2 separate regions of the Homo sapiens genome follow, and region 2 is linked to region 1. A link is a loop called in an ENCODE intact Hi-C map of the cell type or tissue named here. Cell type or tissue: GM12878. All regions are shown on one strand. Each heading gives the region's core, and the rest is flanking DNA. Links, peaks and the distances in the headings are about the cores only. Region 1 has its middle 11 kb from the start of CHST7. Region 2 overlaps SLC9A7 (solute carrier family 9 member A7).

Evidence for each region. Peaks named below come from ENCODE experiments on the same cell type or tissue, not always from the same donor. Only the 100,000 strongest peaks of a DNase experiment are listed, where the experiment ranks them.
Region 2: a loop joins it to region 1, with 2.5 times the contacts of the local background. A loop is called at or near these places in 18 of 110 quality-filtered maps.

What each region holds. Positions count from the first base shown.
Region 1 is chrX:46,558,482-46,566,956 of GRCh38, reverse strand. It overlaps the pseudogene MKI67P1. Among named protein-coding and RNA genes, the nearest start is that of CHST7, 11 kb to the left of the region's middle. RefSeq lists an enhancer at 4,321-4,850. In GM12878, for the core only: no CTCF peak of the experiment used is centred there; a DNase peak (open chromatin) is centred at 4,476; H3K4me3 peaks cover 516 bases; H3K27ac peaks cover 593 bases.
Region 2 is chrX:46,625,015-46,633,489 of GRCh38, reverse strand. It overlaps SLC9A7 (solute carrier family 9 member A7), which reads left to right. Exons shown (of 17, transcript NM_001257291.2): 14 at 1,841-1,904. LOC124905182 (a long non-coding RNA gene) reads right to left here. Exons shown (of 2, transcript XR_007068222.1): 2 at 6,584-8,227. Among named protein-coding and RNA genes, the nearest start is that of CHST7, 55 kb to the right of the region's middle. In GM12878, for the core only: no CTCF peak of the experiment used is centred there; DNase peaks (open chromatin) are centred at 4,529, 5,028 and 6,649; H3K4me3 peaks cover 360 bases; H3K27ac peaks cover 3,412 bases.

The sequences.
Region 1 (8,475 bases), core at 294-8,293:
CAGAACAGTGTATCCCATAGAGTAAGCTTTAAGTCTTATGAGTCGGTACATTGTTGCTGCTGTGGGAAGCTGATTCCCCAGGCCCTCTTCCTTTTCACTTTATGATCTCTTCAATGACTCCAAATTGACATTTCCAGCCCCAGCCTCTCCTTGGGGCTCCACACCTAGAAATCCAGTTGCCCACTTGACATTCCCTCTTGGTTGCCTCAATGGCATATCAATTTTAATATGTGAATGATAAAACTATCTATTCTATTATGCAGTCAGAAACTTAGGAGCCATTCTGGGTATCTCCCTCTTCCTCAGTCCCTCTTCTTCAATCCAATCTATCATCAAGTCAGGTGGGTTTTACCTCCTAAATGTCCTTTCAAATCATTCACTTATCTTCATTGCCATTGCTACTACCCTAGCTCAGAGGACCAACTGTCCCCTAGAGCACTGTAGAAACTGCCTAGCCAGTCTCTGTTTCTATTTTGCCCTCTTTTAATTTTTTTTTTTTTTTTTGAGACTGTGACTCACTCTGTCGCCAAGCATGGAGCGCAGTGGTGTGATCTCAGCTCACTGAAACCTCTGCCTCTCAGGCTCAAGTGATCCTCTCTCCTCAGCCTCCCGAGTAGCTGGGATTACAGGCGCACACCACCACGCCTGGCTACTTTTTTTGTAGAGACAAGATTTCACCATGTGGCCCAGGCTGGTCTTGAACTCCTGGGCTCAAGCGGTCTGCCTGTTTCGACCTTCCAAAGTGCTGAGATTAAAGGCATGAGCCACTGCACCCGGCCTAATTTTTAATCAGTGATAGATTTCGGTCAATGCCATTTCTCTGCTCAGAATCTGTCTTGGCTTCCAATTGGTCTTTGGATAATGATGCAAATCATTAAGGTTTGAAAATTATGTTGTTAGAGGTCTTGAATGCCAGACCTTATCATGGTGTCAAGCACATAGTAGGTGCTCAACAAGCATTTGTTGTCTGATTGACTGCTGGGAAGAAGCACTTTACATTTGAGCTTTGATAGCAAACTACTGATGATTTGTATTGAGGGAGTAAGTAACGTTAGCAGAAATGACTTTCCAAAAATAGTCTTGCTGGGATCCCATAGATTGGGATTGAGAGAGGAAGACCTATTGGGACAGAATGAAAGAGCAGAGAATTTGAAATAGATGGCAGTTGGAAAGAAAAAGATGAATAGAGATTGGGAAGGCAGAATCTGCCTGCTTGGCTGAGAAAAAAATAAGACTAGCATTTTAGACTGAGAAAAAGAAAAAAAGATTTCTTTTGATTCGTTTTTTCTGCTATCCTCTCTCTCTCTCTCTCTCTCTCCTTCTCTCTCTCTCTCTCTGACAGGATCTTGCTCTGTCACCCAGGCTGGAGTGCAGGGGTATGATCATGGCTCACTAAAGCCTCAACCTCCCAGGCTCAAAGGATCTTCTCACCTCAGCCTCCTGAGTAGCTGGGACCACAGCTGTGTGTCACCGGGCCTGGATAATTTTTTAATATTTTGTGGAGATGGGGTCTCACTATGTTGCCCAGGCTGGTCTCAAACTCCTAAGCTTAAGCGATTCTCCTGCCCTGGCCTCTCAAAGCGTGGGGATTACAGGTGTGAGCCACTGCTCCTGGCCAACATGCCTTCTAAGGATTTTCACAGTCTGGCTCTAATCTACCTCTACAATCTCCTTTTCTGTTTTTCATGAGGTTTCCAACATTATAAATAGGGGTGCTAAAATCACATCTTTACTACTTTCAAAACAATGGACCTAGAGACCAGACTTTTTCTTATGTATTCAAATATTTATTCAAAAATATGTATCAAGTGCAATCATGTATCTGGGGTTGTGCTGGGCAGAGGAGGTACACAATGAGCAAAACAGTCCCTGACCCTGTTGTCCCTTCCAGCCTAAGAGAGGAGACCAACTTTAACCAAATCAGTCTCCTAATGTGTGAATAACCCCAAACTGAACCAAGTGCTTGAAGGAGAGGAACGCAGTTCTGTGAGAGTGTATAACATAAAGGTCTGCCCCAGGGCTGGGCGCAGTGGCTCACGCCTGTAATCCCAGCACTTTGGGAGGCCAAGGTGGGTAGATCACTTGAGGTCAGGAGTTCGAGACAAGCCTGGCCAACATGGTGAAACCCTGTCTCTACTAAAAAATACAAATTTTCCAGGTGTGGTGGCGGGCGCCTGTAGTCCCAGATACTCGGGAGGCTGAGGCAGGAGAATTGCTTCAACCTGGGAGGCGGAGGTTGCAGTGAGCCGAGATTGTGCCACCGCACTCCAGACTGGGCAACAGAGCGAGACTCAAAAAAACATCTGCCCACACACACTCTCTCTCTGTCTCTCTCTCTCTGTCTCTCTCTCTCTCACTCTCTCTCTCTCTCTGTCTTCTCTGTGTGTGTGTGTGTGTGTAGTAAAGACTTCCCACAGGGGATGCTTGAGCAGAGATCTGAAGGTGGAGAAGGACCTGACTGAATGAGGTGGAAATGGAACATGATGGGTTCAAGAAACTTAGACCATGTAGCTATTCTTGCATATTTATTTTTTCATATGAACTTTAGTATCAACTTGTTTAGGTCCAGAATAAAAGCTTATTGGTATTCTTACTGAAAGTTGGTAAGTTTATAACATAACATAGGAAGGAGAATTGACATCTTCATGATATTGACTTGACCTATCTGTGAGAGCCACCATTTATGTAAGAGAACATAAACAGAGGTTCCAAGGATCAGGACATGGATATCTTTAGGGGCCATCATTCTTCTCCGCACAAGTACTATTTACAATAATACCAAAGAAGGCCAGGTGCAGCGGCTCACGCCTGTAATCCCAGCACTTTGGGAGGCCAAGGCAGCCGGATCACTTGCGGTCAGGAATTCAAGACCAGCCTGGGCAACATGGTGAAACTCTGTCTCTACTAAAAATACAAAAATTAGCCAGGCATAGTGGCAGGCGCCTGTAATCCCAGCTACTCAGGAGGCTGAGGCACGAGAATTGCTTAAACCCAGGAGGCAGAGGTTTCAGTGAGCTGAGGTCGTGCCACCGCACTCCAGCCTGGGCAACAGAGCAAGATTCAATCTAAAAATAAAATAAAATAAAATAAAACCAGAAAAATGAAATATTTAGGTGTACATTTCACAAATATGTCCTAGATCTATGTGCTGAAAACTACAAAACAATGATGAAGGAAATAAAAGAGAGCTAAATATATGGAGATTTAGAAATGTATGGAGAACTGTGTTCATGGATTGGAAGACTCAATATTGTGAAGATGTCAATACTCTAAAAATTTATCTATAGATTCAACACAATTCCAGTCCAAATCCCAGCAGGATTCTTTATAGATATCAGCATGGTGACTCTAAAATTTACATGGAGAGGCAAAGAAATTAGAATATTCAAAACATTTTTTAAAAATAAGAACAAAATTGGAAGATTCATGCTACTTAATTTTGAGACTTACTATAAAGCCACAGTACTCAAGACAGTGTGGTATTGATGCAAGGATGGATACGTAGGTCAATGTAATAGAATAGAGAGTGCAGAAATTTACCCATACTTTTTACAAAAATTCACTTAAAATTAATCATAGACCTGGCTGGGCCTGGTGGCTCATACCTGTAATCCCAGCACTTTGGGAGGCCAAGGCGAGTGGATTGCTTGAATCCAGGTGTTTGAGACCAGTCTGGGCAACATGGTGAAACTCTGTCTCTACAAAAAATAAAATTAAAAACAAAATTAGCCAGGCATGGTGGCACATGCCTGGGAGCTACTTGGGAGGCTGAGGTGGGAGGATGGCTTGAACCTGGGAGGCAGAGGTTGCAGTCAGCAGCGATCACACCACTGCACTCCAGCCTGGGTGACAGAGCGACACCCTGTTTAAAAAAAAAAAAATCAATCATAGACCTAAATATAAGATGTATAACTTTTAGAAGAAAACACAGAAGAAAGTCTTTGTTTTCTGGTGTTAGGCCAATAATTCTTAGATATGACACCAAAAGCACTATCCATAACAGAAAAATTTGATAAGTTGGACTTCATGAAAATTATGAGCTGTTGCTCTGCAAAAGATGCTAAGAGGATGAAAAAACAATATACTGGGAGAAACTATTTATAAATAACATATCTAACAAAGGACTTGTATCCAGAATATACAAAGAGCTCTCCAAACAATGAGGAAACAAACAATCCAATATAAAAATGGGCAATAAACCGTGGAAGCAAAGGACCAGTAGGTGAAGATAAAGGCATCAGAGCATTTAAGGAATCTGCAAAGCAGACACTGGCTCCAGCAGCAAGTGTAAGTGGCAGCAGGAGATGGCCAAGAGCACCCAGGGAAAAGGCGCAAGCCCTAGAAGACCTGGCTGGCTTCAAAGACCCAGCACCAGGTCATACTGAAGAATCAATGACTCATGACAAAACCACCAAAATACCCTGCAAATCACCACCAGAACTAGTAGACACTGCAACAAGCTCAAAGAAATGGCCCAGGGCTTGTGGCCAGAAAGTAGAAGTGAAAGAAGAGCTATTAGCAGTCGGCAAGCTCACACAAACATCAGGGGAGACCACGCACACCAATAAAGAACCAGAAGGTGAGGGCAAAGGCATGAAAGCATTTAAGCAACCTGCAAAGCAGAAGCTGGACCCAGAAAATGTAACTGGCAGCAGGAGATTGCCAAGAGTGCCCAAGGAAAAGGCCCAACCCCTAGAAGATCTGGCCAGCTTCCAAGAGCTCTCTCAAACACCAGGCCACACTGAGGAACTGGCAAATGGTGCTGATAGCTTTACAAGTGCTCCAAAGCAAGCACCTGACAGTGGAAAACCTCTAAAAATATCCAGAAGAGTTCTTCAGGCCCCTAAAGTAGAACCCGTGGGAGACCTGGTAGGCACCAGAGACTGTAAAATCACAAAGCAAAAGCAACACCTCCCTGCCCCCACTGCCCTTCAAGAGGGGATGTGGAAAAGATGGAAGTGTCACAGGAACCAAGAGGCCGCACTGCATGCCTGCACCAGAGGAAATCATAGAGGAGCTGCCAGCCAGCAAGAAGCAGAGAGGGTTGCTCCCAGGGTGAGAGGCAAATCACCCGAACCCTTGGTCATCATGAAGAGAAGTCTGAGGACTTCTGCAAAAAGAATTGAACCTGCAGAAGATCTGAACAGCAATAACATGAAAACCAACAAAGAGGAATACGAATTACAAGACTCAGTCCCTGAAAATAAGGGAATGTCCCTGCTCTCCAGACGCCAAAGTAAGACTGATGTAGAACAGCAAATAACTAAGGTCATTGTATTAGCAGAAAGAATTCAAATAAACTGAAATGAAAACAAGCCCATGAAGACCTCCCAAGACATGGACATTCAAAATCCAGATGATGGAGCCCAGAAACCCATACCTAGGGGCAAAGTCAGTGAAAACAAAAGGTGCTTGAGGTCTGTTAGACAGAATAAGAGCTCCCAGCCTAAAGTGGCAGAGGAGAGCAGAGGGCAGAAGAGTGCGGGGGTTCTCGTGCAGAATCAGGAAGGGAAAGGAGAAGCAGGAAATTCAGACTCCATGTGTTTGAGAGCAAGAAAGATGAAAAGCCAGTCTGCAGCAAGCACTTTGGAGAGTGAATATGCACAGAGTAACGTGGAATGTCAAGAGGCGTGCAGAAAATCCAAAGAAGGCTGAGGGCTGGGTGCGGTGGCTCACGCCTGTAATCCCAGCACTTTGGGAGGCTGAGGCGGGCGGATCACGAGGTCAGGAGATCGAGACCATCCTGGCTAACATGGTGAAACCGCGTCTGTACTAAAAATACAAAAAATTAGCCCGGCGTGGTGGCGGGCGCCTGTAATCCCAGCTACTTGGAAGGCTGAGGCAGGAGAATGGCGTGAACCCGGGAGGCGGAGCTTGCAGTGAGCCGAGATCGCGCCACTGCACTCCAGCCTGGGCAACAGAGCGAGACTCCATCTCAAAAAAAAAAAAAAAAAAAAAAAGAAGGCTGAGGACATTGTGTGCGTCAAGAAAATAAGAACCAGAAGTCACTGGGACAGTGAAGACATTTAACAAAGAAATCTAACTGGGAAAAATATAATAAAGCTAGTTTTGTGATAAACAAACAAACAAAAAGGGCAAAATATTTGAACAGCCATTTCACCAAAGAAGATATGCAGATGTCTATAAGGAAATGAACAAGCTGCTGAACATCAACAGTAAAATGCAAATTAAAGCCATAATGAAATACCACTGATGCACCTATTACAATGGCTTAAAAAAACTGACAATACCAATTGCTGGCCAGGCTGTAGAACAACTGGAACATTCATACATTGCTAGTGGGAATGCAAAAATGGTTCAGCCACTTTGGAAAAACAGTTTGGCAGGTTTTTAAAATAAAGTTAAAAATATATTTACCACATGTTCCACCAATTCCATGCCTACATATTTCCTTAAAAGAAATGAAAACTTATGTTCACACAAAATCCTATATGCAAATGTTGATAGCAGCTTCAGTCGTAATTGCTAAAAACTGGAAGCAACTGGTGAATGGAGAAACAAATTGTGATCAACCATACAATGGAACGCTACTCAGCAATAAAAAGGAACAGACTATTGATACACACAATGACACGTGTGGCTGAATCTCAAATACATTATTCTGTGAGAAAGAAGCCGGCTCAAAAGTCTACATTCTGTATTATTCCATTTATATGACATTCTGGAATATGCATAAGTATATTGACAGAGAACAGATTAGTCTTTCCAGGGATTAAGCACAGAGTAGAGGAATCAACCATAACAGGACAGCATTAGGTAGTTCTTTGGGGGGAATTAGAATTCTTCTGCATCGTGACTGTGGTAGTAGTTACATGGCTTGGTGAGTTTGTCAAAATTCGTAGAACTATACACCAAAAAGAATGAAATTTACTGAAAGATACATTTTAAAATAAAATAAAATAAACCCCAGGTATTCATGGCTCTACTTCCAATGCCCAAGCTGCCTTGAGCTTCTGAGCTCTAATGGATGAAAAGGTGGATGGATATAGGGTTTGCCTGCAAGCCTTGTCCAAGCCCTGTGATTTCACTCACATTATAGGTTGAGTTCTCTGGGAAGCAGACTCTGAGTTGGAGATTAGCACCCAGGATATCTTTTTGTTTTGTTTTTTTTTTGAGATGGAGTCTCGCTCTGTCACCCAGGCTAGAGTGCAATGGCACGATCTCTGTTCACTGAAACCTCCGCCTCCCAGGCTTGAGTGATTCTCCTGCCTCAGCCTCCCAAGTAGCTGGGATTATAGGCACCCACCACCACACCTGGCTAATTTTTGTATTTTTAGTAGAGATGAGGTTTCACCATGTTGGCTAGGCTGGTTTCAAACTCTGCACCCAGGAGATTTATTAGAGAGGGCCCTTGAGATCAACATCTATTGAAGGGAAGGGAAGGATGTAGGATTGGGCAGAGGGGCAAGTCAGGTGGCAGCACAAGCCCAACATTGTCTCTCTTGGTCTACCACATGGTGATCTTTGAAGATGAGGTGGTTATTCGGAGTTGTCGCTTGTTGAGGGGAGAGGGCTGGGCCCCCTGTTTTTCAGCTATTAGATGCAGGCTGACCCCTAGAAGGATGCAACTTTGGGTGAGGCAGCTCTTTTTAGCCAAGGCAATCACTGAAGTTGCTGACAGCTGAGGGTTTTCTGTGGGCACCGCTCCCAGCAGCTGGAGAATACTTCCTTTATTCCAGAAGGAGAATCTGGACAGCATCTACCACACTTCCTGACCTCTTCAAAAGAGGAGGTATTCCAATCTTTTTTACTACCTCCCAGAGGGCAGAAATGGTGATTTCCTGTTGAAATCCAGTGGCAGAACACTTACCAGGTCCTTTTGAGTTTTCTAATAAAAACATAAATCAATAAACAAACATATTTTCTGGGCAAAGAGTGGCTTCTCACAGGAATTTTTTCTAATTTTACACATTTTTCTTCCTTGTGATAATATGTATAATTTATTTTATGAGAAGTAAAACATAAATTGTAATAGAACTTAGTTTTAGTATTTTTTTTTTAAGAGATGGGTACTCATTCTGAAGCCCAGACTGGAGTGCAGTGGCGGCAATCATAGCTCACTGCAGCCCCCAATCTCTGGGGCTCAAGCGATCCTCCCACCTCAGCCTCCCAAGTAGCTGGGACCACAGGCATGTGCCAACACACCCGGCTAATTTTGTTTATTTTTGTAGAGATGCGGGTCTCACTATGTTGCCCAGGCTGGTCTTGAACTCCTGGGCTTAAGCAATCCTCCTGCCTTAGCTTCCCAAAGTGCTGGGATTACAGGTGTGCGCCACCGCCCCCAGCCACGTTTGCTAATTTCAACATTTTCTTAACAAAAAGGAAAATTAATTACATGGTGTAGGTCAGGCATCTTTTATAACACTCTTACTTCTTCACATTCTTAAAATGTTGACTTTCTAATGTGAAGACTGGACAGGCTTCCAAGCTCTGGTCAAAGTGGGGCAAGGATTA
Region 2 (8,475 bases), core at 257-8,256, 67 kb before region 1:
GCCCTCAACCCTGCCAGAAAAGTAATTACTAAATCGCCCTAAAGTAAACAACCTTGAATAGGGGAAAAAAAGTGCAAAACATTATTTGTGTCTCACGGCCCCGATCTGTTTTTTTTTTTTTTTTTTTTTTTTTTTTTTTTTTTTTTTTTTTTTAGCAGCAGCAAGCTGAGAAGCAGCTCTTTGTTTCCTTTCTTAGAAATCTCCTGTTCTGCACTTATATCAGTAGCAAGGCCCTCCAAGAGACCCCAAGGGCCTTCCCACACTCCTCTGTCTGTGGCAGGGCCCAGGAGGTTCTTTTAGACTCTCTGCTGTCAGGAGTTTGGGCTGCATTTCATACTTGGTTGATATCAAGTGGCTGCCGTGAAGGTCGGAACTTCCATGGCAGATATAGGATTTTCCTGGCATCTTTTTTCTTTCCCCCATTGCCCAGTGTTATCCATGTCATCCATGGCACAGTATCCTGCCTCAGAATGAGGAAGGTGCAAGGATAAAAAAAAAAATTGCCAGATGCATAGAGTGCCAGTTAGTATGTTTCTAAGCCAAGACAACTGCCCTGGTGCTTTTATAGTATTTGTTATAAATGAGTCCTGCCATTTTGCTTTTTCTTTCTGTCTTTAGTTGTTGCTCTCAAATGTGTGAGTTCTCAAGGCTATCTTGATGCAAGAGGGTATAGGGGCACCAGGATTGAAAGCAGGTCAGGACTCTAATTAATGATATTGTTAAAGAAAACATTATTCTGATGTATATTTAAACAGTAAGGCAGACGTTGTTCAGGACCATCACGATTGGAATAGGGACCACTGTGATGGGGTTTTGCAGCAGGGGAGAGAAACGGGTCAGTGGATAGGGAAGTACTGAGAGGAAATATCAGGGGCAAGGGGGATTCTGGCTAAACTGACCCAATAGGATTCTTGCTGAAGACAGGCGAAGGGGATTAGACACCACCTGAGGGATTGTGGGGGGATGAAGAATCCAATCAGATGTTGGGGATAGGCCATTCAGATGTTGGGCTGTGGCCAAACCAACTTAGACAATCAGACATCACCTGAGGGATTGTGGGGGGATGAAGAACCCAATCAGATGTTCGGTTCTGGCCAAACCAACTTAGCAAACCTCTTGCTAAAATTGGGCTATGCTGAGATGGACATGGAAGCCCAAAAGTCAGTGCCTAGTTGGGAAGTGAATTCCTAGGAGCCTGACTAAAGTTTGGTCAAGGAGAGACTCTTTGTCAATATGCACGTGAAGTATTTAGGGGAAGTATTCTGATGTCTGCAACTTTATCTGAATGTATCCAAAGAAAAAGTAAGATGGGTGATAGAGAAATGGATAGATAGGTAATAAGGAATATACAGTAAAATGTTAATGGTAGAGTCTAGTGATGGTGGGTATATAGGGGTTCACTCTAAAGTCTTTCAACATCTCCCTGTATATTTGAAAAAGTTTATAACAGAATGTTAGAGAAATTAAAGCAGGCCAGGGCAGAAGTGAGGAAGCAGCACAAAGGAAGGGCCCAGTGCAGTGAGACCCCCATTTTGATAACTGGGACCACCTGGTGCAGAAAAGCAAGTGGACAGTTGCCAGCATGTGTTGTGTTCCGGCGGCCTTGCTTAGAGTGTGAGCACATGGGATTCATCGCCCCTCTGACCCTCTGGGATCTGAAGTGGTATGCGACCTCTTTCTTATGACTTCTGCATGACAGCTTTCCTCACCTTTTAGCTAACCACTCCTTATGCTTCGGGAAGATGATTAGCCTCCAGGCTACTTGCAGCCTGCATGGCTACCATGGGCCAAGCTAATACGCTCTGTTTTTCTCTTTGTCTTTCTCCCTGGTGACTTTCAGAGTTGGTGTTGACCCCGATCAAGACCCACCACCCAACAACGACAGCTTTCAAGTCTTACAAGGGGTAAGTCACAAGAGATGCTTCTTCCTGGGGAAGACATTTGAGCATTCGCCACATGCCAGGCACTTTACCTAGATTCCCTCAATGTGATCCTGACAACAGCCTTATGAAGCGTGTACTGCTCTCCCCATTTTACAGATTAAAAGTTGAAGTTTGGGAGTTTGAGTCATCTCAGAATAAGTGATGGAGCCAGGATTTGTCCCCAGGGTATGTGTTCTTAATCAACATTATGAAGGGTGTGGGCTCGCCAGAAAGAGTCCCTGACTCTCCACTTTTCAATAGTGGATATTGGTTCTACAACTGGTTCCGAGTCTATCAGTGGTGCCCAGGAGAAAGAGAGCAATACGATTTGACTCTCCAGCCCAGGGATCTGAGGAAGAAAGGAGAGACATCAGGTGCCTGAAGGCATTCCTGTTTCTCCAGGGCCTGGGATCCTCTAGGTGAGCAATTTGGAAAGGGCATAGCAGGGACGGCTTGCCTTTTCTCCATGAAGTCCACGGCCCCAGGTGGGAAAACCAGGAGCCTGGGGCTGGAATCATGCAAAGGTTCATTTACTCATATGTCTGGCACCTGGGCTGGAAGGACCCAACCACAAGGACTTCTGACAGGAATGTCTGTGCAGGGCTTTTCCATGTGGCCTGAGCTGCCTGCCAGCATGGTGGCTGCTGGGTAGTTGGATTTCTTATGTGATGGCTTAAGGTTCCAAAAGCAAGTGTCCCAGCAAGCAAGGTAGAGGCTATATCACCTTTTCTGACCTAATCTTGCAAGTTCTACAGCATCACTTCCGTGGCTTTCTATTGCTTAGAAATGCATTCCTAAGACCAGCCCAGACCCAATGGGAGGGGATAGAGACCATAACCTCTGGATGGGAAGAGTATCAACAAATTTACAGACAAGAATTGAGGTTGCCATATCATCCCTGTTGTGCAGCTGTCGGGATGATTTTGTCTCTAGGTCTGGCTCTTTATCCAGGTCAGCATGACCTGGGCAGGCAAGGTGGGGAAAGGAGAGTTATGATAGGGGCAGAAATGTGTTACCAATATATTATTTGACCTTGGGAGTCAATAACTATGTCGTTCAGCATTGAATGCCCAGTGCTGAGCACAGTGGCTGGCACATGCAGGAACCTGATAGGTGTTTGTTGGGTGGATGAGGGAATGAGAGAGATGCAGCATGCAACAGGCAGCTTTACTGACCACCTGTGTATGTTGTCCATGAAACCCTATTCTTTTTTTTCCAGTCAGCTTTGAATCTGACTCATCATTGCACTTAATCCTGCAGCAGTCTGCAGCAGACTTCACATTCCATAGGATCTTCTAAATGATTCCATCTACCAAATCAGATTTAATAAGGCTGGCAAAATGTGGTGCTGTGTGGGGTCAATGGGGTGCCACTGTGGCCTTTTGTGGTTTCTTTCTCTTTAAGGGTGGCCACAGCCTGATAAGGCATTTATAGCATTGATGTCCATTCTAGGTCCCTGCTCAAGGGACACAAAGCCATGACCTGGAAAGTTCTGGACATTTTGGGAAGAGTTTTCAATAAGCTTCATTGGAGATTTGGCACCCACTTTAATGAGCTCCAGAAGACCTTTGAGATGATCTTAGAATTGGCCATTATGTCAGTTGGGAGCATGTGGTCTCAGTGAGTTCTCTTTGAAAATTTGCTATTTGACTCTAGCTTTGATTAAGGACTTTAGAAAACAGGAGTTCAGGAACTGAGCACCTCGAGGCTAATTTAGAGTATAACAGTTTGGGAGATCTTGAAACTCAGCCTGAGAAAACCCCAGGGGAAAACATGATGGCCGTCCTTATTTCACCAAAGGAAAGATAATGGCTCTGGTAGGACATGGCTGCCCTATTCTAAAGCATCCTCCACAGAACTGTGGCCAGTCTAGATTAATTTTGTAAGAAAAAAAGGCCAATAGCAGCTGGATCATAAGATTTGGAGAGATTTCATCTTGCTCTGGACCATTCAAAACATCCCCACCCCCTTTGCTGTTTCCCATTGCTCCTACCTCTGCATTCAAGCATCTGTAACAGGAAATAAGTGAAAGGATTTGGCTGGTCATGTAGTAGAACTTACTATGTATCACATGAGCCCTGCGCACTGGGAACACTGGGCTTGTAATTAGATTCAGTAACAAGCTTACTGTCACTTTTCTGTGGAAATGTTTGAGTGAGAAAGCAGCAGGTCCAAAGTGCTGAGGGTTCTTGTATTTAGTCCATGCAGTAACAGCTAAAATAGCCCCCACCCCCAGGTGGAGTGAGTCTCAGGAACCTCCCTGGATGGGCCTGGATGGATGAACTCAGTGTTCCTGTCAGCTCCCAGAGGGCCCCTTGGGCTGAGAGCACCGCACATGTGGTGTTGTGAACGGGCTGGCAGCCACTCGCGCTGCACTCCTAATGGCACCCTGTTTGCCACAGCCCTAGCCAGAAGCTGTGTCACAGCTTCCCCCTGACCTCCTTCCTTCCAGACCTCATACACAGTCATGCAGAGGGCCCCTCAAAGTCAGTTCCACTGACCTTTTGAAAGGTTTTCAAGATTGCTGTCATATGGGGAAAAACATGCAAACTTCAAGCTTGGTTCTCCAGGACACCCTCTTAGAAATGACTCACGCCCTTGTGCAGAGAGGACCTTATTTCTCCAGTTCCTCCTGGTCTGACCTCCTCATTCTAGTGAGCCACTAACAGCAGGGCTCAGTGCACTCTGTGGCCATGAGAAACAGGAAAACAGAAATAAATGGGCTTCTCATTTTTGGGTGAAACCCTGGGTTCTTGCAGTTTCCCCTGAAATAGATCCAGGTCACATGCTCAGTGTTGTCATGAAACTGAAATCAGAGGTAGGGAAAGTCCAGATGTTTGTTCTCCACCAGAGAAAAAAAAGGGCGGTTCTCTTTACCTCATTTTCTAAATAATCTTCCTAAAAACAACAAACAAAAAAGTGACATTTGATGGGAAGGCATGTCTTATAATGAGCACAATTCTCCTCACTGGTCTTGAAGCCCAAGGCTATAAACAGAGTCATGGCTAGGGAGCTACAGAATATTAGCTCATGTGGGAAAAGGAAGGGAGCTGTTGGCTAGAACTTTGCTTCATGTGGGGAAAGCATAAAAATATTGTGGGCAGACTTCAGCTTTGTGTCCCCTGGTAAGTTTGACTCATTAGAACAAAACAAGACAAAAAAAACAAAAAACAAAAAACAAAACTCAGTGCTTTGTTTCTCTGGAGGTCTTGGTGACTTTGCAACCAAAACAAAAACAACCCTAGCTGGAGGCAAGCTGCCCAGCCCTGGGGGTGGCCTCCCACCCCGATAAAGCAGGGGACTTTTCATGCCAGACCAGACAGCTGAGATTTCTGTTGGCCGTACATGCAGACACATCATTCACTTCCTTCCCTGAGTTTACAGAAGAGCACTCATTGATGAGGCCACTTTGGAGCAGCTAAGAGTGTGAATCTGAATTTATCCCAGTTTCACCATATCAACAGGACAAGGTCACAAGCCGGATATTAATGGAGTGTGGAGGAAAGGAAACCACCAATGCCTGTGTATATGCACACGTGTGTGCGTGTCTGTCTGTGTGTATGTAGTGAAAACTGTAGAAAATCAGCAGTTTATTGTTGCGTTCACATATGACTTTCTGAGCAAGTTAGAATCATTTGTTTCTGGGTCCTCCGTGTTTTTTTTTGTTTGTTTTTGTTTCTCCAGGCTGAAATCTGATACCCGTAAATCTGTCACCTAAATCTTTAACTTCAAACAGTTGCAGAGGTGCCTTTCCTCCAGTTGCTACTCTGTGACCACCGCCCCCCCCCCAACCCGCCCATTTTTTTGTGCTTCCAAGTGCCTCCCTTGGCCCCTGATTTCCCTTTCTGCTCTTCCTTTTCTGTTTTCTAAAAACTCAGAGTCAAGATCAATTTATTCATTTATTTGACAAATAGTTATTGAGCACCTGTTCTATTTCAGGCATTCTTTCAGGTTCTGGGAAAATATCTGCAACAAGGTAGATGAATCTGCATCCTGAAGGGCTTGGTGACAAGGTGATAAAGGGTGAGGGTGGAGAGTGGCAGAAGCAAGAGAGTGGAGACACTCAGGCCTCACCAGCCCCACTGAAGCAGAATCTGCATTTTAACAGTGTCTCCAGGGAATGTGTGTACATTTTACCATTAGAAAAGCCCTGATCTAGGCAATGTATAGCTCTGGAGAGTTTTAAGCAGGGAAGAAAACTATCTGTGTATCACGGTCAGAGATTTGACTCTGGTTTTTTTTTTGTTTTGTTTTGAGACAGGGTTTCCCTCTGACGCCAAGGCTGGAGTGCAGTGGTGCAATCACAGCTCATTGCAGCCTTGACCTCTTGGGCCCGAGGGATCCTCCTCCCTCGGCCTCCTGAGTAGCTAGGACCACAGGTGTGTGCCACTTCACCAAGCTAATTTATAAAATATTTTTCTAGAGACAGGGTCTTGCTTTGTTGCACAGGCTGGTCTCAAACTCCTGGGCTCAAGTGATCTTAACCCTCCCAAAGTGCAGGGATTACAGGCATGAGCCCACTGCCTGGCTGATTCCCTGTTTCTAAACCCTATTATTACCCTCTGCTGAGAAATCTTGGATCCATTATCCCAATGATATGACAAAGGCCCTGTATTAGTCCATTCCCACACTTCTATAAAGAACCACCTGAGGCTGGGTAATTTATGAAGAAAAGGTTTAATTGACTCATAGTTCTGCAAGCTGTACAGGAAGCATAGCTGGGAGGCCTCAGGAAACGCACAATCATAGTGAAGGCAAAGGGGAAGCAAACACATCTTACCATAGCGGAGCAGGAGAGAGAGAGAGCAAGGGGGAAGTGCCGCACACTTTTAACCAGATCTCGTGAGAACTCACTCACTATCACAAGAACAGCAAGGGGGAAGTCTGCCCCCATGATCCAGCCACCTCTTACCAGGCCCCACCTCCAACGCTTAGGATCACAACTTGAGATGAGACTTGTGGGGGTACACAGAGCCCAAACATACCAGGCCCAGGCCGGGCGTGGTGGCTCACACCTGTAATCCCAGCACTTCGGGAGGCCAAGGCAGGTGGATCACCTGAGGTCAGGAGTTCAAGACCAGCCTGGCCAACATGGCAAAACCCCATCTCTACTAAAAATACAAAAATTAGCTGGGCATGGTGGCAGGCACCTGTAATCCCAGCTACTTGGAAGGCTGAGGCAGGAGAATCGCTTGATCCCGGGAGGCGGAGGTTGCAGTGAGCCGAGATCACACCACTGCACTGTAGCCTGGGTGACACAGCGAGACTCCATGTCCGAAAAAGAAAAAAAGCATATCAGGCCCAAATCAAGTGACATCATTTATTTACTCTTCTGCTCCATATTAGTTGTCTGTGACTGCTGTAACAAATTACCACAAATTTAGTGGCTTAAAACAATAAAGTTTTGTTTTTGTTTTTGTTTTTTTTTAAGGGACAGAGTTTCACCATGTTGGGGCTGGTCTTGAACTCCTTGGCTCAAGTGATCTGCCTGTCTTGGCCTCCCAAAGTGCTGGGATTATAGGCATGGGCCACCATGCCCAGCCAAAACAATACAGTTTTGTCATCCTTACAGTTCAGTAGATCAGATACCTGGTGGGCTCAGCTGGTTTCTCTGCTTCAAGTTTTTCAAGGTGTTGGCAAGGCTAAGCTCTGGGGAGAAGCCACTTCCAGGCTCATTCAGGTTGTCAGTAGAATTCAGTTCCATGTGGTTGTAGGACTGAGGTCCTGTGTTCTTGCTGCAAAGCCAGCAACAGTGGGGCAAGTCAAGCTCTGAATCTCTCCCGCCCTTTCTTCTACTGCATTCCTTCCTCTGACTCTTTTGCCCTCCATGTCCTTTTTTTTTTTTTTTTTTTTTGAGAGAGAGACAGTCTTGCTCTATTGCCCAGGCTGGAGTGCAGTGATGTGATCTCAGCTCACTGCAACCTCCACCTCCCAGGTTCAAGCAATTCTTGTGCCTCAGCCTCCTGAGTAGCTGGGATTACAGGTGTGTGCCACCACACCCAGCTAATTTTTGTATTTTCAGTAGAGACCGGGTTTCGCCATGATGGCCAGGCTGGTCTTGAACTCCTGACCTCAAGTGATCTGCCCACCTCAGCCTCCCAAAGTTCTGGGATTACAGGCGTGAGCCACTATGCCTGGCCCTCCTTGTCCACTTTTAAGGGCCCACGTGATTGTCCTGGGCCTACCTGGATAACCTTAAGTCCATCCACAAAGCCTTTTGCCAGGTAGTGTAACAGGATCCAGGGATTAGGCTGTAGAAAGCTTTGGTGGGGTGGCCATTATTCTGCCTACCACATGCTCCATCCCTGAAAAAAAAAAAAAAAGTAAGCTGTTCTTATTAGTGTAATGACCTTATCTTTTAAAAACATCTTTTAATATTATATAAGAATGGAATGAAATGTAACTCTACACAGATATCATTATGCATTCATTCTAGAAAAATTATTTCAAAAATAGGACTGTTTGCTATTCCCCAGTTCTTTAATCAGCTTTCTTTTTCTTCATTATATTTGTCAGTCAATATGTATTTGTCTGTCTCCCCTCCCCCTACCCC